2 separate regions of the Mus musculus genome follow, and region 2 is linked to region 1. Evidence: chromatin loops called from intact Hi-C (ENCODE). Cell type or tissue: heart. All regions are shown on one strand. Each heading gives the region's core, and the rest is flanking DNA. Links, peaks and the distances in the headings are about the cores only. Region 1 overlaps Ldb2 (LIM domain binding 2). Region 2 holds the start of Ldb2 (LIM domain binding 2).

Region 1 (8,000 bases), core at 1-8,000:
ACAGAGAACTGGAGGTGGCAGTGTAGGTCTCCTTTCCACTTGAGACATGTTATCTGACTTTTTCGAGGTCTTATGACAATACAGTGGCAGGGGAAGGGTAAAGTCCAGATCAAATGTCAGAGCCCAAACTCTTTGCAAAGTGGATGCATTTGTTTGGAAATCAGTTGCACAGGTTTGTGTTTCTACGATCTTCTCTCCCGCTGATGCTCTAAAGTAACTACTTTGCTCACAAACCCAAGGAAGTTTCTCCACACAGCCAGGAAGTGATAAGCAGGTTTGAAAACTGAACCTGGGACCCTCTGCCTGTAAGGCAGGAGTGTCTGACATCAGCACTGGGTTTCTGCTCCAGTTGCTGGTGCTAGCGCCTGACCCACTGAGTACCAGTCTCTCTATGAAGAGTCTTGCTGAGTTTTAGTTGAAGCAAAGTGGGTGTCTTCATCCAGCCCCAATGTCCTCACCTCTGGCTCTGGAAACAAACCATTGATTAGAGCAAAGACTTCAGAAAGCTGTCATCTTGGAGACATTCTCTGAAGCCCCACACTAAGGGCTTTGTTGGATTTTTATCAGCCAGAGCTTGGGTTGGACACACGTTATTATTTCTTATTGACTCGGTAATCACTAACCCTAGCTGGTTGTGTTCAGCCACCATTTGCTTATGGCCCTTTTCAGCTTGAAATCCCCAAGACCTGTATACAAAGCTTTTGACTCAAATTACCCAATTCATCAGCTAGTTAATACGCCAGTTGTTAATCTTGGGGGGGGGGGGGTACTGAGTTTCTAGGATAGCTGCAATTTTATTAAAATCTTTTAAATGGTGCTTCTTTGAGAATGGGATAGAACAAGTGTACATGTATACTATTTTAGAGAAATGAGATGCTGTTGCAAGGGATAGCTGCTGGAGGAGAGAAAGTCAGTTTTCTTTACTCAGGAATATATGGATATGCACATAGCACAGATCGAAACTGATGGGTTTTAGAAAAATACAATTAAAAAGAAGACAGAAAATTGGATGGATAGGAAAGAAGGTGTGGGTCTGGGAGGAGCTGAGGGGAGGAAGACTGTGATAAAAACCCATTTCTTGAAATTATGAAAGGAATAATTATTTTGAATCAGAGAATGAAACAAGAAACTAAAATACAAAGGAGGTAGAGTTCAACTTCTCAAGGGGGATTTAACCTCAGAACAGAGTTCACTTTCAATTTAAATTAGATGGGCAGCCAGTAAGATGGCTCCATGTGGAAAAGCACTTGCCATACAATTGTGAGGACTTGAGTTTGAATCTGTACATTTTCCAGAAAAGCCCAAAGAGAAGAACAAATACCTGTCCCAGGGTTCTGTGGTAAGATGGGAAGTAGAGACGGAAAAGGCTCCTGATGCCCACAGGCCCATTGGCCTGGCATATGCAGTTAAAAAAAAAAAACAATAAGTAAAGCCTGTCTCAAACAAGATGGACAGCTAGGCCCTCTCTCTGAAAGGTTGTCTTCTGATTTCCAAATAAGCATGCACACTCACTTACACAGAGGAATGTGAACACACATACAGTGCATATTCATGGGAGAAAATGTAAAAATTAGGCGCTGGCATCAGTGCTGAAAAAAATATATGTTCTTTAATCTCACATGTAAAATAATTCCTCAACAGAGTACAGCAAAAACAAGAAAAAAATGTCCAAGGGCTGGGCTGGAGGAAGAGAAGCTGGGGCTACTGTTCTGTGCTTCTCTTACCCCTGCTTGGCCTTGCTCGTCTCTGTTTTCTTGTCTGTGAAATTGTGATAATAACACAGCCCAATAGAAACTGAGTTTGACACAATATAAGACTCAGGAAACATCAAGTGTGGTTCTTTGATTGTTGCTATGTTTTGGATAGGATGTCTCTCAAGAGTGTTAGAAATCTGATCCTCTGTGTGTGATAAGTGCTGTGAACTCCTGAAAGGGGCGTGGCATGGCGTGGCCCTTACATCATCAGTAGCTGTGGAAAAAGCTGTTTTCTTATGTTCCTCACCTCTGGTTAGTTAGTGTAGTTACAGAGAAAGGGCTACTGCATTTGCTGCTTGGTATTACACTTCTTGCAACTAAACACAGACACACACAGACACACAGACACACACACACACACACACACACACACACACATATATATATATATATATATATATATATATATATATTAGGATGTCCTTCCACATAAGCTGGATTTTAAGAAAGCAAGAGAAAAAAAAAAGGAGTCCATGAGGATTCTCTAAGAATTACTGTTGATATTTCAAAAGTCAGATTTCTGCACACTGAATTGATTTTATCATTCAATTGAATATTTTTAGAAAATGATTACTGATTTTAAGATGTTTTGTTAACTGACCCATTCAAATGTGTAAAAAGAAGAATTTCAGAGAAATAAATTGTAACAAGGATATTTTATGGTGTGTGTGTGTGTGTGTATGTGTGTGTGTAAGCATACACATATATATAGAGAGAAAGGATAGAATGAAGACAAACAATAAGAACAGACATTTGTAAAGCACCCTTCGCAGAGGTAAACAGAATGGAGAATGACAAGTTAAGAGGAATTAAGTCTCTTAAGCTGCACTATATACAGCGCTGTTGACAGAGTTAAGAGTGATTACTAGCATGCTGTTGTTATTGTGTTTGGGTCACACAATACAAGAGTGGTCTGTCGTCAATGGAAGTACATTCTCTACACAGAAAGGATGACTGTACACAGAAACTAAAAAGTCCACGCCCATGCTGGCCTTGCTGAAGACATATGCATGAGGCAGGGGTGAGGAGAGCTTGCCACGTACAGCCCTGCACTAGGAATAATGGAGGTCTGAGGTGGAGCAGTGCTTCTGGGGTGTGTGTGGGGGTGGGGAAGGCATTTTCCACTTACTTCCAGGAAACTGTTAGAGAAGAGAGTCTAGAGTTTCCTGGATTTACACATTTATTGTTTGTTTCTTTTTTATATTAATTAGAAACTGTAAAAGTAAACATGTCAGCTAAGTCCACATTAAAAAAATCAACAAAAACAAAAAACAAAAAACAAAAACACGGTACAACAGACTGGGTAGTACTCTGGCTTAAGCAACTCAGAGAATACCCTCAGCACTGGAGGCTGAAGTCCAAGCAGGGCACCAGCACAGTTGATTTTCCTGTGGGCTCTCTTCCTGGTTTGCCTGCAATGTCACCTTTCCTCTGTGTATTCAGGTGACAGGGAGGAGGGGAGAAGAGAGAAGGGTGAGAGAGAGTAAAAGACAGACACAGAGACTGAGAGAACCACATGGGCTCTTCATTTCATCCAACACTAATTATTTCATAAAGGGTAATTACTCTTACATTCAGGCTAGTGTCCCACTGTATTGATGGGATCCACTCCATCAACACTGGATTCAATTCTAATATTTTTAAATACAAGTAACATAGCAACATTCATCTATATGTCAGCAACCATGTACATGGGTCCTTGGCTTGGAGTCATATAAATTTTGCCCACCAGCTTTATTAAACCTTCTTACTTACACACACACACACACACACACACTGAAGACTTTATCAAATGTTTACTCACAGTCCACCTTCTCCTGGGTGGGGGAGGGGCGGGGGAAAGAACAATGGTCAGACTCCTGACCTTGATTTGAGTGAACTGAAGTTTCAGGTCATGGAGAGAAAACTGAGATAGGAGATAGTCTGTTTGGGACATGGAGGTTTGAAACTTGTGATCAATTTGATTCAAACTGATTCAAGAGGCAATTGGGAGCCACTCTCGGTATGAAGGATGCCAGGGTAGCAATTGCTGCACAGAAAAATGACTCCTCTGGCTGTTTGTGGAAACACACAGTGGGAAAAGCCATCATAGGGAACAGGAAAGGTCGTCAGTTGCCAGCCCGTTTTCTGGGGACTGTGCCAGGGAGGGAATTGTTCTATGACTTTGCATTTGCTGGTTTGTGATGTGAGAGTTTTTGGCCCTCACTTCTCAGGCACTCAGCCACTCTTTTTTGTCTGACAGTCCGCCATCATGCTGTCATGAAGTCTCACGACCCCCAGGAAGCTGTCAGGATGGTTATTATTGTTATCATTACACTTACCAAACCCATACTCTGTGATAGGTTTCATAGGGAGATGCCTCATGAAATTGCAGTGAAAGCGGTACTCTCCTCTTCATTTTACAGGACCCAAGACGACACCACAGGGAAGAAACATAACTTCCCCAGCATCTCTGAGGTACCAGTTGACACAAAGGTGACTTTAACACATATCTGGTTTGTGTTGGCTCCTGATTCCTCTACATTGGATCTCTACTGTCCCTTACTTCCCTAGTCTCATCAGAGCAATGCACTAGGGCACCCTCTGAGAGCCTTTACCTGTTCATTTGTCCCTTCCTCTCCTTGAGGAAAATGATCAGGGCGCCTTCATCCCTATCCTCTTCATTTGCCCAAATAAAAGGCAGATGAAGACACAAATGAATATCCATTGGGCTGCACTGAGTTCTATACAACATGAGCAACTCGCTGGACCTAGACAGGGAGGTAGCACTGCTCTTTAGTGAGCAGCCAGTGGCAGATCCACTGCCCTGGTGATCTTGTCTCTACATATTGTCAGTCCTCCATATCTGTGAGTTCTTTATGCTGTAATTCTATCATTTTGGTTCAAGGGATCAAGTGCATCTGTATTCAATATGTACAGGTTTGTATTTTATGCAGCCTTTCCAGAATCAATACTGTATAGAAACAATCTTCACAGTATACACGCTCTTTTATGTATTGTTGGTAATCTAGAGGTGTATGTGGAAGATTTGAGTAGGTTATATACAAATACTGTGAAGTGGTAGAGACAAAGGATGTTAGCATTCTCGTCTGGCACCTATGGGAAGGGCATGGAATCAGTCACATGCAGGGAAAATTCCTTCTGTGGGAGGTCATTACGACTCTGAAGAGAAACCCTGCAATGTTGAATCTTTACCTTCAACCCTCAAGTCCACAAACACCTCAGAAAACTCTTGCCTAAACTTTGGAAGGGTTTGTTATGGCAAGAGTATTGCTCTGTGCTTGGGAGCCTGGGCTCTGCAGACAGAGAGACTGGGTTGCCTTCCCAGTGTCTCCTCATGTTTTCAACTGTGCTACTAAGCGAAGACTACTTCTCCTTCCCTCCCCCTCATGTTCTCATCTGTAAAATTGTGTCAATCACAGGACCTTCCTTGTGGAATTTCTGTCCATGTTCACTGAAGGAATAAAAAGTGTTTAGGAAAATACGGTGGAGAAGGCAGTTATTGGTACTTTTCTTTTTCCATTACTGAAGGTTGAAATTTATTTATTTATTTATTTATTTATTTATTTATTTATTTATTAGTATTTTTGTATTTCCGATATCCTTGCTAGCAAAAGCCATGGAGAGAACATTTACAATATTATTTTAGGTGCAGGATCAGATCCATTCTGGGACTAGATTGACAAGCCCTTCTAACTTGCAGCTGTAGCTCCATTTTTTTAAAAGCCCCTACTCCTAAATATAAGCTTAACATATGTGTATAATTTCCTTATCCTATCAAAAGAATGGGCTGTAAATTCCTGCCTTGTGTATTTTGCAAGGTTAAAGCAAATGTGATCTTGCACTGAAAAATGTAAACAGTTATGATGTTATAATTATCATTATTATAGCCACACATAGAATAGTTTAAGAGCCATATGGCTTTAATTAATCATGGATAATAACTGAAGTCATCTTGCTAGCCAGGAATAATGTTAGTCTCTAAAAAGAGCTGAAAGACCAGGATAGAGCACAATGAGAAAAGCTTGGCTCTGTGTATCCTGCAGAGCCACCCCTTTCTCGGGCCCAGGAGGCCAGCCTTCACTCACTCTTTCTTTGCTCTGCACCTCCCTTTCTTCTTACTTCAGTGGCAGCCTCACCAGCATACGTCTCCCGGAGGAATAGTAGCTATTGGCAATTCAGGAATGATTATGGGCTGCTTACAGCTAATGAACTACTTCATTTGCTCCACCACAGAAAACTCTGACCGGGCTTTGTTGTGCTTCTCAGGGCCAAGTGAGCTGGAGAAAGACACAAGCTGCTGCCATCCCCCAACACTGAATAGTCTGTAAATCTTGTGCGTGGAGGACTGAGGTGGCTAAGGGATCTGCTATTCCCATTGGCCTTCTCTTCCCTGTGCTCTGCTTGATTTGCTTGTTTTCTCCCTGATACCCACCTATCTGTCATGCATGATGCAGAAGAAGCTGCTGGATGCTCCTAAAAGCTAAATCCTAAGAGCAGCAATGGCAGTTCCTTTGAGGTCTATTTTTTTTCCATATGGGTATCCTAAGACCATCTGTATATCAGGTATTTATATTACAATTTATAAGAGTAACAAAATTACAGTTATGAAGTAGCAACAAAAATAGTTTTACGGTTGGAGGTCACACAACATGAGGAACTGTATTAAAGGGTCGCAGCATTAGGAAGGCTGAGGCCCACTGGCCTAGAGACTGCATGGAAAATACACTTCCTGCAAAGGAGGATCTTTTCTCTCTGAATTTAAATATTTAAATTCACGTACAAAAGATGAAGTTAGTCTGCTCACAAAGTACTTTGCTGTCTCATTCTGTGTCAGGAGTCTGACTGAGGGCAAGCACACACATGCACATCCTTCACACACACACACAGGAAAAATGTACTTTTAAACAACCAATGTCCTGCACTAAATCATAAAAATGGCATCAAAATTATGAAAAAGGAAGGAAGAAAATAGAAAAAGAAAAAAAAAATCGGGAAACTCAACAAGCTACAGTCGGAGGCATTTCTTATTTAAGTTAAGAAAACTCTAGGATCTTTAATTACAGGAAAATGCCAGCCACAATTCCTCTTGTCTCTCTGCATTTCAAATGTGACTCTAGACTGCACTCCCCAAGAGAGTGATAGATACAATTTTATTGGTTTCTGCAGAACACAAGGGTGGCTGTTGAGCAAAGAGCTCTGTTAGAGTTTAAGGAAAAGAAGCTGACAAAGAATCCTGGAAATGAACGAAGCCATGAGCAGATTTTATTAAGGACCATGAAGCCAGCTGGGGGCCCACAGTGGAGAGTTGCCATCTTCTTCTAGGCACCTACTTTAATTCTAAGAGAATCAACAGGGGATGATTATATCCCTTAAGACTCCTTCACTGTTATGGAAATCAGGTGTTGTGGGAGGGATGCAAGACACAGATGGAGCAACACTTATACTAAAGTGGAGGTTTGAGAAGTCCAGAGAAACATAGCATGGCTTCCCCTGGAGGCTAGTGACAAGAAGAAAACCTGGAAACATTCTGCAGCACGGGAGCATTCTGTAGTCTGGGGCACGGGGACTGTCAACCCAGTCACTAGCTACTCGATGCCCCACACCTACATGGGCTTTCATACTTGCACCCCAGGGACCTGGTGCTGCTGTCTGCAGCAAGTCCTAATGGCTTGTAGGCCAGCTGTCTGCTCTCTCAGATGGAAAACTGTTTTTCATAGCAAAAGAGATTGCCACATGCATACAACTGTCCACCTAAAGAAATGGTGTTGAAAACGGTCTTGATTTTGAAGGTCCTGGACCAAGTTGTCACCAAAGGAATACAAACCTACAAGATATGTGATTATGTGTTTCCAAGTGAGGTATTCACACAAATAGTCTCCCTCCTTATCTTCTTTGTTGCCTTAATTATTCCTCAGGCTGAAAGTCTAGGATCACTGAGACCCTAGACCACAGCATAACTACAAATGGAAGGAACCAACTTCATCCCGTGGAAGAAAGACACCCAGTGTTCAGGAACAAATGGACTAACCTGACCTCACAAGGCAGATGTAGACACTCATAGATCATGGTATTACAACTCATCCTAACACATGAGTTTCATAGATGAACATAGCTTAAACCAAACAAAAATAATAAGCCCAGGACATCTCACTAACACACACACACACACACACACACACACACACACACACACACACACACACACACACACACACAGGAGCTCCACTACTCCACAGGTCCAGC
Region 2 (16,514 bases), core at 1-8,000, 85 kb after region 1:
CTTTCAGATGGTTTCTTAGAATCCTGTTCTGCCTGTCCATGGTGAGTATCATCTTTAATTGCAGCACTCGGAAGGAGAGGAAGAGGCAGGAGGACTTCTACAAGTTCAAGGTCAACCTGGTCTACAAAGCAAGTTCCAGGACAGCCAAGGCTGCACAGAGAAAAATCTGTCTCAACAAAACAAAACAAAACAAAACAAAACAAAACAAAACAAAACAAAACAAAATAAAACAAAACAAAACCCAGAAGAGTCCTGCTCTATACCAATTTAGATCAGTCATGTATATCATATCCAGGAGCTACTCTTTGAGCTCCCTTGGGATGTCTATGTGCCCTGGGATAAAACAATAACAATAAAAATGTTTGTAGAGATAAAACAAGACTCCCGCTGGTAGACTCTGTTTCTAGAGGTGCTACATCAGAGAGGAAAGGTCTCTGAAGCTGAGTGACAGCAACATGGGTCACCTAAGACAGATGATCTAAATATCTCTATCCCAGTTTACCTCTCAGCATAAATACAGCAGGTAGCACGTGCCTGCCCCACCAAGGACTATCCTGAACATTGTAAACACACCACAAATGATAGTAATGATCATTCCAGCTGCCTTTCAGGATGGCCTTCCCTAGTAGAAGACACCCACAATACACTGCCACAAATCCATCACGGCGCCCCACCATGATGGTAAGTCTCTAAGTCTCCTTCCATCACCCAATCACAAACTTCTACAGGACAGAAAAGGCCTCAATCATCTCTGTTGGCCAAGCCTGATATCATCACTTCCTGAAGGATGGGAACTCTTTTTTTTTTTTTTTTTCCGAGATAGGATTTCTCTGTGTAGCCCTGGCTGTCCTGGAACTCACTCTGTAGACCAGGCTGGCCTCGAACTCAGAAATGCACCTGCCTCTGCCTCCCAAGTGCTGGGATTAAAGGCATGCGCCACCACACCCAGCTAGGATGGGAACTCTTGAAGGAATAACTGAATTTTAAGTCTTGAGACTTGCTTGTGTTTTGATGGATGCTGGCAGAATCTACATCAAAAAAATAATAACTGTAGACTCAAATAAATGAAACAATACAAAACAAAACAAACAAGTAAAAAACCTGTGTCATAGCCACAATATAGTAGGGAGACATAGCTTGGAGAGCAGTTAAACATTTCCTAAACACTGTGCATTTTGATATTTTGAAAAGATGGTACTTTGATCACTTAGTATTTTGAAGCCTACCAGCTCAATTTACATTTAAAAGTTTGTGAGTGCAGCCCCTTCACCACTTACAAAGGGGATGTTTACAGCTGTTTGTTTTATATTTTGTTTGCTTACTCCCCTAAAGAGGTGCTCGGCTCTCCTTGTGAAAAAAAAAAAAATAAGTTAATGGTTGCAATGAGAGGAGACTCAGGGCAGCACTCTCCACACAATTTAAATCGATTTCTTTCGGAAACACAAACAAAACATTAAATGCTCAAAAATCTGCATCATACTTAAATCCTACTTCGTCACGTGTGTTGATTTCACCTGATAAGAATCTGTGATGCTTGGGAGTTGAAAGATATTTTTCTTCTTCTTTTTCTTTTTCTTCTTCTTCTTGGCTTCCTACGAGTAGTTAGTTTGCAGCAATTTTTAATTAAAAACAGTTCCCATAGTAAGAAAATGGGGTGGGGTGGGGGAACCTCAGGAGAAGAGAACTGTGTTCCCAAGCCCTGTACTTTGTTTTCTGAAGCCATGAAGGCAGCTTGAAAAACAAGGAGTTTGGAAGTTCCCATTTTAAAAGCTTCACTGTTGGTTTTATTTAACATTTTCAAAATAGCTGCTCTTGCTAATACCTGCCCCTTCCTCACTCTTCCCCAACCCCCTTCAGAAAGCCATAGAGAGTCCACTTTTTAACTGAACATTGAAAACTCTTTCATATAATGTAGCTCAGGGTACTGGCAAGTTTTCCTTCTGAATTCCTAGGGGGAGAGAACACCTAAGTATTACAAAACGTTTCCTTCTTTTCTACATATCCAAAGTAGCTAACCGACTCGGGTCTGTGGTCCATGGGAACCATGAAGGGTTCCGAGCTTCTCCGTGAATAAACACTATGCTCCAAGCTGGAACCCGGGCAGACAGAGAAAAAGAGGGCAAGGCACACACACCCTCTCTCGCCCATCCCTAGGGCGGTTTAGAGTTAAGCTGAGGAAGGGGAAAAAAAGTCGATTTGAATTTTAAGGTCTTCAAACATTTTGAAACCTTCCTATTTTATGGTATAAAACTGAAGACTATAATTAGACTAAAACCCTCCTGTGAACTGCTTTCTATAGTAGTCACAGTTTTCTCATTCACATACTGTTGATAAAAGAAGAAAAATTCAAAACGTAAGGACACGGCAGGTTACTGCTGTTTTATGTAATTTTATTAAAATTAGTGCAGTAACAAAGGGGGGGTTAGTTCAAAACATCTTCTTTGAAATGGAAGCATTCTTGGTCATTGGCTTTAAAAAATATGACCCTGAGAACTTATCTACAGTTTATCTAACAAAGAATTGTGTAAGTCAGTTTGATGAACTGGCTTAAGTTCTACAATAATCCAACATTAGTCACTCTCAAATTCATATTCATCAGGACACTCAGACAGCACACATATTTTTCTTTCACAGTGCACACCTCAGGATTTTTAAAAACAAACAAACAAACAAACAAACAAAAATCGGCTGGTTTTGTTTTGTTGTGGCTTTTTACAGACCAAATCCTGAAGTCTTTAGAAGATATTTTTATGTCCAATCTGATTGGAATCTTTGTGCCATGTTAAATTAAACTATATAACTGCAGAGTTGAAACTGTGTAGCCGTGTTCTCTCAAAAGAAATTTGCACAGTGTAACCATTCAAATAAATGGATTTTGGAAGACATGGGGGGGGGGTGTCAATTTATGGTAGCATGCTAAATGGAAAATGTAACATTTTTCTCTACTGCCCAACTGTGACACATCTCAAAGTTTCTCTTAGTTTTATTTTAAAGTGAGAGCTGGTGGGTGTAGGGTGGGGGTGGGGTGGGGGTGGGGTGGGGGTGGGGATTTCACACATTTACCGAAATCTACTAAGGTGTTAATGTTGTGAAGAGATTTTACTTCCTAGAACGGTCATCCACGTTTAAAATAGATTTGAATATTAGTTTTTTACTTTTAAGTGGGCTCATATTCCTTTCCAACGAGGTTAGGTCACTAGCTCTTAAACTCTTGTTTTCCCACAAAGATCAGAGAGCTGATAGGCCTCATGATAATAAAATAAATGTGGGCGCAGTGAGGTGAGAGTTTTCAGAGGCAGAAGCCCCATAGCAACTTTAGCTCCATGGGGGGTACCAGGCCCCCTCACAGATGCAGAGCTGCTATTGGGATTTCAATAGCAAGGGGTTCTGGAGTCCTCTCTACCTCTGCCACCCCCTTTCCACTCCAGGAAACCTAGGTTTAAATGTTAATTGAAAATCTACTTAGTCCAGGAATGGTTTGCTATCCTGGCGCCAGCTGGGCCAAGCACGCCAGGACGCAGGTTTTCCAGTTTTCGACAGAAATGGCTGATTCTTTCACTACCATGTGTAAGTTTGAACTAAATACAACCCATGGAATACTTTCTCATATTAAGGCAAACCATGTTGAGTTTTCAAATTCAAGGGATATGGTGGGTGATTGGCAGGTGAGGAGATCCAGACTCCACACTCACTACTTAGTGACAGGACCCAGCTAGGAATAGCATTAACTCCCAACCCAGTGCTCCTTAAGCCGACACAACCCAGTATCTAAAGGACACTGATTTAACCGAAAGAAATGACCATGTGTGAATATCCTAGGGGTCAATCATACAAGGGCAGTGAGGGACGTCATAGCTCTGCACTAGTTTATTACCTTTTGTTTTTTAAAGAGAGAGGTCTTTAGAATTACTTCTAATTTCTTCTTAGCTGAGTAAGTGTTCCAAAGAGAATGCAAAGTTAAGACAGACAGACAGACAGACAGAGAGAGAGAGAGAGAGAGAGAGAGAGAGAGAGAATCAGGAGGTGATAAAATAATAGTATATGGTGCACAGAAGAGGGAGAAGAAAAAGACACTGTGAGAGAATGCTTATGATTGTAGGGATTGACTAAGTAGTAAAGGTGATGGCTCGACAATCTATTCAATGTTATATGTGAACAGATGTCAGTTTTGCAGTATATGGTGACTGTAACCAGCTTCTACTCAGGTTGCATTATTATTTTTTTAAAGGCACCACTTGTAAAGCTACCTGTAACTTTTTTGTGCAAAGTTATTGTTTCTCCTCTAAGTACACATTACTATCAAATTTAAATATTTAATGTGAATCTATACATACAGTAGGAGCAATTAATGATTACTGTCCTTTTTTCACATGTTATGAAAATATATTTCTTGTGTTGAGACAAAGGTGTCGATATAATTATGTATATAATTACTTTTGAAAGACTTAATAAGAGGGTACATGTGTGGAGGTTGTTCCAGAACACACTGAAAAATAGCTCACAGTACTTTGATGTCAGGACGAATTAAAAACTCAAAGATTTGTCAAAGCAAGCTTGCCTCTCCTGGTTCTTCAGCTATGGTCAGAGTGAAATCCTGCAGTCAGAGCTAGCCTGCAATCTTCTAAAAGTTAGAAGTTCTTGGGTTTAGCTCTCAAGAAAGATTAATGTGTCATTTTGGAAAAGCATACTCCTAATGGGTCACTTTCCAAACATCTCAAACACGAACCAGTGGGTAATCTATTCCATCTTAGGGATTTGTATGGAGACCAGGATGGATGGGAAGTCTCCCAGCTCAAAGCTAGCTGCCCAGGGTTGTGGAAGGGTTGAGAGGCACCCAGAACCCAAGAATAGCTACCCTGCTTCAACCAGCAGGAGGATGGGAAGACACCATCCACAAAACCTCAACAACTTTCTACCAAGCAAGCAGGATACAAGTTGTCTTTCAATCCTGTGTTCAAGAATTAATCTATTGCAGTCTATGGTCTCTATTATTATTATTATTATTATTATTATTATTATTATTATTATTATTGAGAAATAATTATACTTAGCAAAGAGATTTTTTAATTGTATAATTTTTAACATTTTATTGATTCCTTCTGACGGTTCCTTTTTCTGTTCAACATTTTATTACTATTACTGGGTGCCTCAACTCTAAAACCTTCCCAGTCTTCCCAGTTCTGAAAGCAGCCTCTGCCACTGATAGCTTAGACAGGGACTGAAGATTCATTCCAACACACTCTTACAAAGATTGTAATAGAAGATACAAGCTAGAACACACATATAAAGCAACACACACCACAGGCATATGCACACACACAAACACACACACACACACACACACAATCCTATTTACTGCCAAGAACTCAGCACTCTAAACACCAGAGTTTACACTCTACAGGAGCTTCTGGCTTCTAGAAAGAGGCGACGTGCCAGCAATTATATTTAACATCCATGGTGCATTAACATATAAAGAAAATAGCAGTGATAAAGAGAGCCAGGCTTTAAAACACACACACTAACACACAAAAACAAAAACAAAACCCCACAAGATCTTGTCCAGCAGTTAGCCAATCAGAAAACAGGTCACATCATCTTGTTAGCCCTATTCAATACATTAAACATCAGGAATTCTCTATGGCTCAGCAGACAATTCAAAGCAAGTGTGTTTTATTTTATCATGCAAACTTAATCAAATCCTTTCTCAGAGTTAAAAGCCAATCTTCAATCTAACTACCTACCAACGCTATTCCCCCAACACCCCTGTGGCATGACTCCTATGAGCATTTGTACTATGCAGCGAAAACTCAATTCCCAGAGACTTCTATTTCTTCAAGAGACTTAGACACACCTACAATAAACACTTCAACACCAAGTCCCACCTTACAGGCAGATGAGCACCCGGCAGCAGAGTGCTTTGCCACTCGGGCAGCCCAGAGAAAAATTAAATATTTAAATTGTGAAAGAGGAGTCTGGAGTTTTGCATTTAGAAAGTTCTGAAGAAGTCCCTGGACTGGCTCACTGCCTGAGAGGCTCAGCCTCCCTCTCTCTGGAGATCCCAAATGCACTCAACTGCTTCTGGCTTGAATGGGGAGCTAACTCCTGTCCCAAGGTAGAGCCTTGGGAGGCACAACCACCAGAGAGACAAGAGGACCCCACTTCCTCAGTCAACCTGTCTCTGAATTTAACACAGGCAAACGTGTGTGTCTTCCCTGAGCCCACCTCCAGGGAGTTCTGAAAAGTACACAAGGCTGCTCTCTTGTCCCTTTTACCTCAATTTTAGTCACTTTGAAAAAGTAAGTTCAGGTCAAACCAGACTTCCTCTGGAACTTGTAAATATATGAATATATGTATACATGATATTACACACACAACACAGACGCAAACATCCACAAAATCTCTTGCAGTCTATATCTCAACAAACACGACCATCTCTAAGCCTGTAAACATCAGAGTTCTGGGAAACCTGAATTTCTAGAGACTCGGCATGTGAACCAAGTGGCTTGTCTCTTTCCAGATACTAAGATTCCGGCAGAAACTGTCCCCAGCTCCAAGAGTTACTGTCGCTGGAAACCCAGCATTCAAACTCGAGGGTTCACCCAGCTGTGCTTATATCCACCTACGTGATAGTAGCTGGTGGGACACTTCCCACAGAATTCAGCTAAGAACCCCAGGAAAAGCCCATGCACAGTTTTTTTTTAAAAAATCCACAAACACACGCCAAGGTTGAAGAACTTACCTCTGTACGAGACTGCAGTCTCTTGTTCATCTCATAGATTCGGTACTCTGGCTGTACCATGTATGGTGTATGTCTCCTATAAAATGGGCCGAAAGGAGAAGAATAGAAGGGGTCATGTGGTGTGCTGGACATCTTGCCTGCTTGTCGAAAATCAAGCTTAATAGAGTATCAGGAACGTCCATGCAGAGCACATGGGCTGTGTTCTTCACAGTACAAAGTAGACGCACGCACACACGCTCACACACACACAGACACACACAGAGGCAGGCAGGCAGGCAGGCTGAGCACACTGGCTGGGAAGTGCTGTGGGAGCCCTCTATAGCGAGAGAGGAGAGGGAACGAGGAGGGAGAGGGAGGGAGGGAGCGCGGGAGGGGAGGGAGCACTGGAGCTCTGAGAGGGAGAGAGCGGAGGTTGGAGGTTGGGAGGGAGGAAGGGAGGGAAGAAGGAGGGAGGGAGAAGGGGGAGAGTGAGTTGAGAGAGAGAGAGAGAGAGAGAGAGAGAGAGAGAGAGAGAGAGAGAGAGAGAGAGAGAGAGCTGGATAGCTAGAGGCTCCAACTGCTTGTTTTTAAAGAAGCAGTTGGTGAAGGGGTCATTTCCTGTCCACACTGTAGACTAGTTCAAAAATATAATTCTCCTCCTAGTCTGACAAGAAGTCTAAGGCTGAGTTTTAGTCCCCCCCCCCCCCCCATTGCTAAGCTTGTTAGCAGAGAGGTGGGTTCACCCACTGCCTAAGCCTCTCGCCCCTGACAGCCACACTGTTGTAATGTATCAGAAATGGGATGACTCCCAAACACAACAACACTGGCACTCTGGTCCCTCTGATTTGGGGTTGGTGATTCACTCCCTCTGGAAGATTCCTCCGGGCTCTCATCTCCCAACAGAGTTTTGGCTGTACCTGCTGTACTTCGGATAGGAAGCTGAGCTGTATCTTAGCATTCCCCTCCCCCCTGACTTCCAAACTACTCCTATTCCCAGCCCCCTTCCTAACCTCCCAAAAGGGGGTTGTCCTGCTTTTGACGATGGTTTTAGGGGGCCTACATTTAGATTACCTGTACAGTCTCAGGTAAAAACAGTATCACCCAGACCTGAATGTGGAACCATCTAAAAATCCATCCAAGAGGCAATGGGCTTTTATTTCTAAGAGGTATTTCTAAGACAAGAAAAGGATCCAAAAAGCAGACTGCTCAGGAAGATATGAAACGCAAAGGAAAAAGCATCCCATAGAAATGTCCATGGAAAATTCAGTTGAGTAAGAAATTGCAGATAATTGAATTTATTGCCCCCCCAAGTAACAAGCCCAACTCTGATGGGGACAAGGTCTTTGCTTCCTTCCCAGAGTGGCCAAGTCTATAAATCTTAATTGTGGTGCATGACAACTAGAAGAAACCCCAAATAGCCCTGGGGAGGGGGGCAGAGTTGCCACAAAGAATTAGGGAATCTAGGAAAGATCCAATTGGCCCCACACTTACTCATATACAGGACACTTAAACAAAGCCAAGCCCCAGAAAATTCAGTGCAGGAGTTCACACCTAGCTAAGTCAGCGGCTTTAAGGGGGAAGGGGGAAGGGACCACAGAAAAACAAGATGGAATGTAAGACCTGGATGCAAATGCATGCAAATGAGACATTTCTTCTTTTTAATAAGCAGATTAATTAACTTTCTGCCCCAGTCATGGCTTGGGGTATTTTAGAGTCACTAGCCAACAGAGGAATAATAGGTGCTGTTAGATCTGTGGTTTACATTCAGGAGTAAAATTGTCCCCAAATTGCTGTCTTGATCACTCTTGTCTCCCACCTGCAAGAAACATCCACCCCAAACTTCCAGCGGTGCAGCCTAACACAGTCATGTCACTTGCCAGGATGGGATTAGAGGAGCTATTACTTCTAGGCTGCTGAGAACATGTGTCTGGGGACCCTAAGGCAGGCCAGCATGCTGGGTTTCAGGTTTCATTACAAATCTAAAAGCTGGGCCAAATTTGCTGCAAGGTTTGTCAAAACACACAACCTCCTAAAGACGAGATTTCAAACAAATTCCTTGTGATTTATGTTTCAGTATGGCGGCCATTGCAAAAGCCAACAATTCCTTGTGCACAAACTCCCCAAGTAAAGACATTTCTGAGCTCAATGCCTGCCTGAGTTTGTATTTACCTCTTCATGGCAGTGCTAGAGTCAAAGGAGTGCCCAGGCAGCTGTGTGCAGCCCAGGAATGGTCAAACCCCACAAAGGGAGAGCTGTGCTCCGATTTAGGCAAGCTTTACCCTGGGTTGTTCTTGCAAAGCACTCCAAGTTACTTCTGCAAATATTTGCTGTTTGTCCCTAAAACTTTCGCATGCAACTTTTCAAGGCTTGCTCCTCTTCCATGAAATTGCATCTTTGTACTTTCAAGAGGCTCCAAACTGGCTTTCTGCTCACAGATTTACAGTCATCTTATTGCTTGCAATTATCCTTTCTCCAATCAGAATGTTCAGCATAGAAAACAGAAACTGACCATATTCTATGCTTTTGCTTTTAGCAAAAAAACACATTACCCATAGAAAAATGTCTGAGTTCTCTACATTAATGCTACAAGGGCACTTGAGGCTTAAGAAGATCTTGGTTTCTTGATCATTCATTCATTCATTCATTCATTCATTCGTCATTCATCTATTTGCAATCTTTTATCTTTCCTTTGCAAGGAAATAATCTTTCCTTCATGTGTCACACATTAATGTTTTTGTCCCTTCTTTACCTATGAATACCCATTCATCATTCTACTCAGCTAAATTATTGTCTTTTGCATTAACCATTTAAGTTTTATTTACTGTTCCTATATGTTGGAAGGAGGTGCATATGGAAATCTGAGGACAACTTTGTGGAGTTGATTCTCTCCTTCCACATTTACATGGAATCTAGAGAGCAAAAGACTGTAGCTCAAGGTTTCTGAGGCCAGTACCTTTGCCAACTCACTGCCCCATAAACTAACCTTTTTAAATTCATCATTACTTAATTTAGCTGTCTTCCACACTGGGTAGAGATGTCTCCAAGACCTACCTCACATATCACTCCTGCTGTGGGGACAATGATAGTGTGGAGTTTATAAGGACCCTCTCACCTATGTTCCCAAGCGAAGTTATGGTTATTGGGATATATGGTTACTGGGTACCTGTTTTTAGCTTAGGAGTTTTAGAGGACAGGCAGGTCAAAGCTGACACAATAGAAAGGCTACTCTATTTAGTGACTGTAAGGAAGACACCTCAGAGAAGAGCTGGTCAACGCTGGAAACATCATTCAAGTTGTAGTGCATGCTGTGATGGGGAAAAGTTAAAATGAGAGATAAAAGAATAATTCCCCCTTTGGGTCAGCTGTGCACTTTCTATGTACTTTCCTTTGAGAACTTCCACATGGAAAGTAGTACTTGCTGCCTGTGGTTAGGGCTTACTACAGCCAGATTCTCTGTTGAAGACTGAACTCAGAGTACAAGTATTGTCAGTTATTTTCACAATAGATCTACGGGGCTGATTTAATTACTATCCCCATATTACAGATATAGAAATTGAGGCTGCAGGAGACTCTACAAGGACATGCAGTGAGGAAGTATTAGAGACAAGGTTCGCATACCCTTTGTCAAGCTGATCTTCAGCATCTCCTCAGTCTGAGAGCACCCAGTGGCCATTGAGGTACTTAAGGAGTATGGACTATTGAAATGGGGACAGACGTAGAGCGGCAAGGAGGCTCTTGGCCTGAATTTTATTTTTCATCTTGTACATTCTCATACTCTGCAGTCCCCCCTTCTCATTCTAGATTTTTCTCTAGAAGCCTGGTCTAGCCTTTCCCAGCAGCCTCATTGTCAACAGTCTCCATCCCCTGCTGAATGCCCACTTTGCAGCATCAGCTTTCTGCTTGCATCTGTCCTGCCTTCTTTCCCTGCTGCTCCAGAGATCAGCTTTCAGTCTTCCCCCTCTGGCCCACAAGGAAAGGAAATCAAGTGCTCATCAGCCCTTCGATACAAATAGGAAAATTCAACATGGTGGGTCGGTATACTGTCAAAGCATGAGCAAGGAGAAAGCCTGGGGACACTTCTATGGCCCCGACAACTGAGCCATGCTTATTTACTTATTATTTTGCATTTTGAACATTGACAACGTTCTAAACATTCTCCCCCAGATACTCTAGGTACCCTAAGCAACCACCCTGCTGCTTCAGCTCAGAACCTAAGTTAAAACAAATTTCTGTACACTTGTTGCACAGAATGCTTGCTTCATCTTCCACTAAAATACCTCCTTGTGACTTCAAACAGAAAGGATTTCACCAATCCCAGTTCTCATCTTTATCTTCCCTTGGAAAACCAGCATCTGGCAGCTATTGGCCCCACCCTGACTTTAAGTCAGCTGGATCTCCCCTCTCTTCCACTTCTCAAGGCTTTTTGCCAGTCAAGGTCTTATCTTTGACCTTGGCTGGTCCCCTTTCTCAGTTCATTGGCATCCTTGCCAGTTTCTTCTACTCAGATTCATTTACTTCAGAAAGCTACTTTTCCCAACCACTACTCAGGGCTCCCTCTCTGTCCTTCCTCCAGTACCCAAGCCTTATCTTATCAGCCTGCCTTTCGTTAAACACACATTTGGCTAGTGGGCAAGTGCAAGGTGCAGCCATGATGTGCTGGAAGAGAAAGACTTATAATCTCTGCTTTTAAGTTACTAAACATATAGCCAGCATATGGACCAGGGGATGGTGGAAATATTATTCTTCAACTCTGAAGTCTTTACCGTGGAAAAGCAAGCAGAAATTCAGTTCTCAAGGACAAACATCTGAGCTTTACCAGACGGCCTTGAATTGTGACATCTACATTCTGTCATGTGGCCATGAAACCTAATTTCTCTTTGCTTCAGTGTTTTTGTTTGTAAAGTGGGTACCAATAGCAATCCTATCTTTCTTATAAAGATGGCAAAAGCTAATGAACATAAGTTGATCACAATAGTGTCTGGCAGTCACTGTATGGTCATAATCATTAATACTTTATAAGAGACTACAGGAATAAACCGATCTCAAAAATGAAGGTAAATTGATAACACGGAGTTCAGAGAAGAGGCTGGGATGGTTAATGGATGGCTGTAGAGGTGGGACAGAAAGCTTGAAAGGCGTCTCCAGATTTACAAATGAGAACGACTAGGAATCCATTCAACCACATAAGCCAAGGACGGATTCAGAATGGAGATACCTCCTTCTTAAGGATCTTTCAGAGGGACAAAGCGGAAGGACAGAAATATCACAGCAAGATGAAGAGATGCCATGCAAATGAACATACCTGACATCAAATATGACAAGAAACTGGAAAGAGGAAGAAACAGTAAAAAGGTGTATCTCTAACTGATCATGAATGAAAGAAGGAGCTAAAGGAGTGGAAGTGGAGGGGCAGCTGTGGAAATATAGTACTCAGGCATAAAACTCTCAAAATGTATATTACAAAAAACAATGTTTGTTATTTTAAAAAGAAATGAAGCCAATGTAGAGTAACATCCGTGCCATTTAAGAAGATCTGCTCATTGTTACTTACACGCTGAATAGCCCGTGTCCATCAGTATTCTCCCACAGAAGTAGTAAGTGCTAAAGGGAGGCTTGCTAAGTCAGCTTCCACGGTGTGGTACAGGTAGTCCAACAATGGCTACCCCATACCAAACAGATGGAGAACTTGGTAGTTGTGCCTTCTGTAAGGCTGCATGCCTCAGCACTGCCAGTCTGGAGCTACAAGCCTAGAGTATTCCTAGAGAGCTGCTAGTCTTCAGCCCACGCTGGAAGGTGAAATAAGCTGATTCTTCTATCAGCCAAGGAATCAAAAGCAACAACAATGGAGTGAGTAGATAAATGGTTCAGCAAGAGTAAAGGACAAGATGACACAGGAATGGGGAGCTTCTCTTCTTCCAGCTACCAGAGGATGTTACTCACATTTAGAGTGGGTGTTCCCATAGTAATTAGGACAGTTAAGACAATCCTTCCCTCAGACATACCAGAGGTCAACTTGATATAGACAACTTCTCAAGCTGACCACTAAATTAACCATCATTTTGCTCAAGCAACTTGACTAATAGATACCAGGAGGGTAGACTGAACTCAGACAAGACTCAAGAACTAAACTGGTGGTAGGATGTTGATTTCCTCCACCGATACAATCTCCAGCACACACCAAAACCTTCTCTGTGGTAATGACTCTTGTGTTTGTTTGTTTGTTTGTTTGTTTGTGTTTTGTTTTGTTTTGTTTTGTTTTGTTTTGTTTTGTTTTGTTTTAAGACAGGGTTTCTCTATGTAGTCCTGGCTGTCCTGGAACTCACTCTGTAGCCCAGGCTGGCCTCAAACTCAGAAATCCGCCTACCTCTGCCTCCCAAGTGTTGGGATTGAAAGGCCTACCCCAATTTGGAAGGAGAATTCCTGGACCAAATTGAAGGAGAAAAGGCCCTGCAGAAAGCATTCATCACTTTCTGCTTCCTGGCTGCAGGCACAATGTGTCCATCTACTTTATATTCCAGCTGCCATGATTTCTCTGCCGTAAAAGAATGTGACTGCTTATCTTATAATCCAAACAAGCCAACCTTTTTTGAAGTTTATTTTTTTGGAGGTTGTTTATGATTTTATTTGTTGTTTTGGCTGTTTTGGTTGATCTTTTTGACTTGTGTTTCATCACGAAAAGTAAGTAATGCTCTCTCTCAGAACATGGACTGGAGAGAGAGGCTTCAAGTGTTCCCTCATTGCTTCTGGATGACGTCTGTTAAAAGGCTCTGTGGTGCTCTAGATTCTAAAAGTTGTTTTTACAGCAGCATCACTGGTTGCTCAGCAGCCAAGGAAATGCACAGTCCATCTGGAACTTAAGGAGGGAGTTGCTGGTTCATAGTCAAAGAGTTTGGAACTCTGCTGGCCTGAAGCTAAAGAGGAGTTGCATATGTTTCCTATGGTAGTCATAACTGTTCTCTAATGTCTACTTGACTAAAAGGAAATCTAGCAAATATTTGCAATGAGTAAGAAAGACTATCACCAGTGAAAATAGTTCAGTTCCCAGGATCTGGCAGTCAAATCTAAACCTATAGCCTGGACTATTGAACGAAAAGTTGACTTTCAATAGGCTAAATATCTGTGATGTGTCTCTTCTTTCTAACTTAAAGAACGAGCTAGCTGGGCCTCCTTTCTCTCTGACTCCATGACATCTGTCCCTCTCCTTCTTTGTTAGTCACATCAGTTCTGCCTCTTCCTATCCCTCAGTCTATCATCTTCTCACACATCTGTGCTACTTCCTGTTTGGGGTGCACTGAACTCTCTACTCCAAACCCATGTATCTGCTCATGGCTTCTGGTTTTCACACAGTAATAAGTTGTTCTCACCTCAAGATGTTTCTCCTTTGGAGAGGACATCCATGGCCAAATTATCTTAATAACCTACTCATATTCCATCTCACCCCATCTACTTTGCTGCCCTTTGTATGAACATCTGCCCTTGCTCTTATTCACAGTCATATGGACTGAAGATCCCACATGGGCTGACAATAGGTTGGCTTTATAGTCACTAAGTGTTCCACAAACTCATCCCGAGGCTTGATATGTGGGGGTGTTCAGTATAGTTTGGTATATTAAATGGTTGAAAGTTTACCAGAATGAAATGTAGGAGCTGTCTTAACAAATAACACTCCGAATCCAAGGCCAGGTTATCATGTAGCAGGGATGTCTAAAAATTCTTACTTAATTATTCACTTATTTGTGAAAAATAGATTCAATGGATGATTATTTCAAGTCGGGTGTGATGTTATATCCTGAGCACACACACAAAAAAGGCAAATTTGATTCCTTGAAGGTTTCCCTGGGCAAGGGAGACAAATCAGTGGGTGAGAGTGCCTGGTGCTGCGACTGAGGTTATTATTTAGTTCGAAATTTGACCTCAGATGGTGGAAGAGAGGATCCATTTCCGTATATTGCCCTCTACTCTATATACCTTAACCTTGTGGCACACGCCTATCTACACACAAAATAATAAGTAAATAGTTTTTTAAAGTCATGAAGAGAGCACAAAGCTGGGTGAAGTTGATTTGTGTGTAAGGCTGTCAACATGGGTCAATTAAAGCCCAGGAATCCATATAAAATAGAGGAGGGGATTGACTCTGGAAAGTTGTCGTCAGTGTGTGACTATACAGACATCAAATACACACACACACACACACACACACACACATGCATACTAACACATACAAAGCACACACAACTAAATTAAGATCTCCCTCCAGGATCCTTTTCTCTCAAACACTGTTTGCCATGGAGTCCTTTCAAATCCCAAAAGATCTCAGAACTGCTACTAGATTGATGTAATTTACCTCTGACCTATGGACTTATGGACAGTGCCAAAGCCATTCTGAGTCCAGCTTTGTCCCCTCTTCACTGTGTTAATCAGGTTATGTCTGTTACCTTCATTCTCTTTGTAAAATACAGATGTAGTATCCATTGCACACAGAAATCAGGAATAATAGTTTCTGGTCCATAGTGATAAGTAGCTCTTATAAAGTGTCAGACACTTTTCTAAGCACTTTATAAATATTAACTCACAGAATCATTGAAAAAAATCCCATAAGAAAAAAAAAAGAGTTACTGTTTCTATTTTCAAGATTAGGAAACCTTACAACAGACAGGTTAGGGGACCTGCCTGGGGTTACACAGTAAATCATGGGTAGACTGAAAGGTGAGCCAGGATAGGCTGGCTCCTTCCTATTTCATGCTGTCAATCAAGACAGTTCACACTGTGAGTCTGAATCCACGTACAATTGGGAGCTGCTAGGAAACGGGCCTGTACAAGTACATGGTTATCAGATATACAACCCACCTCATTCATAAGGGAAGAAAGCATATAGCAAGAGAATAAAGACACAGCTTTACTCAAGACTCTTATTAACTAAAAAAAAAAAAAAAAAAAAAAGAATTGCTCCAAATGTCCCAAACAAAAAAGACTGAAGAGATGTGCTAATATAATTTGAAACCTCAGAAGCATTTGGATTCAGGTGTAGGAGGATCCAAGGGCCCAAATTATGCTCTAGAGTTGGCCTTTCTACTCTTTGGCAGCCTTTGTCCTTGCAGTAACTGCAGGCATTGCTAGACTTACAGATTCCTGATTTCGCAGCAGAAAGAGATGTTTGCTCTGCAGATTTCAACAAAAACCTCAGCTTGGTGTCTCACTGACTAGTGTGGACATAGCCTACATATAAGGCAGTCTTCATAGCCAAGAGAGTAAGCCAGCCCTGGCTCATATGTGTTCTCTTCTAGCCCAAAGCAGAGTAAGCCTTCCTATGTCCAAGATCTACAGAAACCACAAGTCCTCTTTTGAAGAAAGTGAGTATGAGATTAAACTGCCTCCCTTCACCTATGGATGTGTTTCTTCATCAATAAGGACTGTGTGGGTGTTGCTACAAGGAGTTCACACTGAATTAGGATGGGTGCTCAGTCTAATGATGCAGACAAGGAGCAGGGAGGCAGAATTAAAGTGATGCTGCTCCCAGACAAGCAATTCTAGAAACTGCAAGAACCTTCCACGGTGAGAGCTGGGGAAGAACTCCTCTCTGGAGTTGTCAGAAGAGCCCTGCAGCTACACAGCAGCACGTGAGAACATATTTCTGAAGAAGCAAGCTAGCCAGAGTGTAGTACTTGCTTAAAATAGAGAAGGTCCATGAAAAAAATCTGAAATTCAGGCACAAAGAGGCTCACAGCTCAAAGCAGCACTGCTGGGGGTAGTTCATGAGAACCTGCTTGTTGTCTATGCCTACAATAATAATGGCATA

Evidence for each region. A loop is a pair of places that touch in the nucleus more often than their neighbours do. Peaks named below come from ENCODE experiments on the same cell type or tissue, not always from the same donor. Only the 100,000 strongest peaks of a DNase experiment are listed, where the experiment ranks them.
Region 2: it touches region 1 in a loop (2.8-fold over the local background); 2 of 42 quality-filtered maps call a loop at or near these places.

What each region holds. Positions count from the first base shown.
Region 1 is chr5:44,707,531-44,715,530 of GRCm38, forward strand. The region is part of intron 1 of Ldb2 (LIM domain binding 2); the gene reads right to left. Among named protein-coding and RNA genes, the nearest start is that of Ldb2, 88 kb to the right of the region's middle. In heart, for the core only: a CTCF peak has its summit at 10; a DNase peak (open chromatin) is centred at 3,911; H3K27ac peaks cover 301 bases.
Region 2 is chr5:44,792,623-44,809,136 of GRCm38, forward strand. It overlaps Ldb2 (LIM domain binding 2), which reads right to left and starts at 7,124. Exons shown (of 8, transcript NM_010698.4): 1 at 6,740-7,124. The coding sequence starts at 6,871. In heart, for the core only: a CTCF peak has its summit at 4,896; a DNase peak (open chromatin) is centred at 7,039; H3K4me3 peaks cover 2,274 bases; H3K27ac peaks cover 1,702 bases.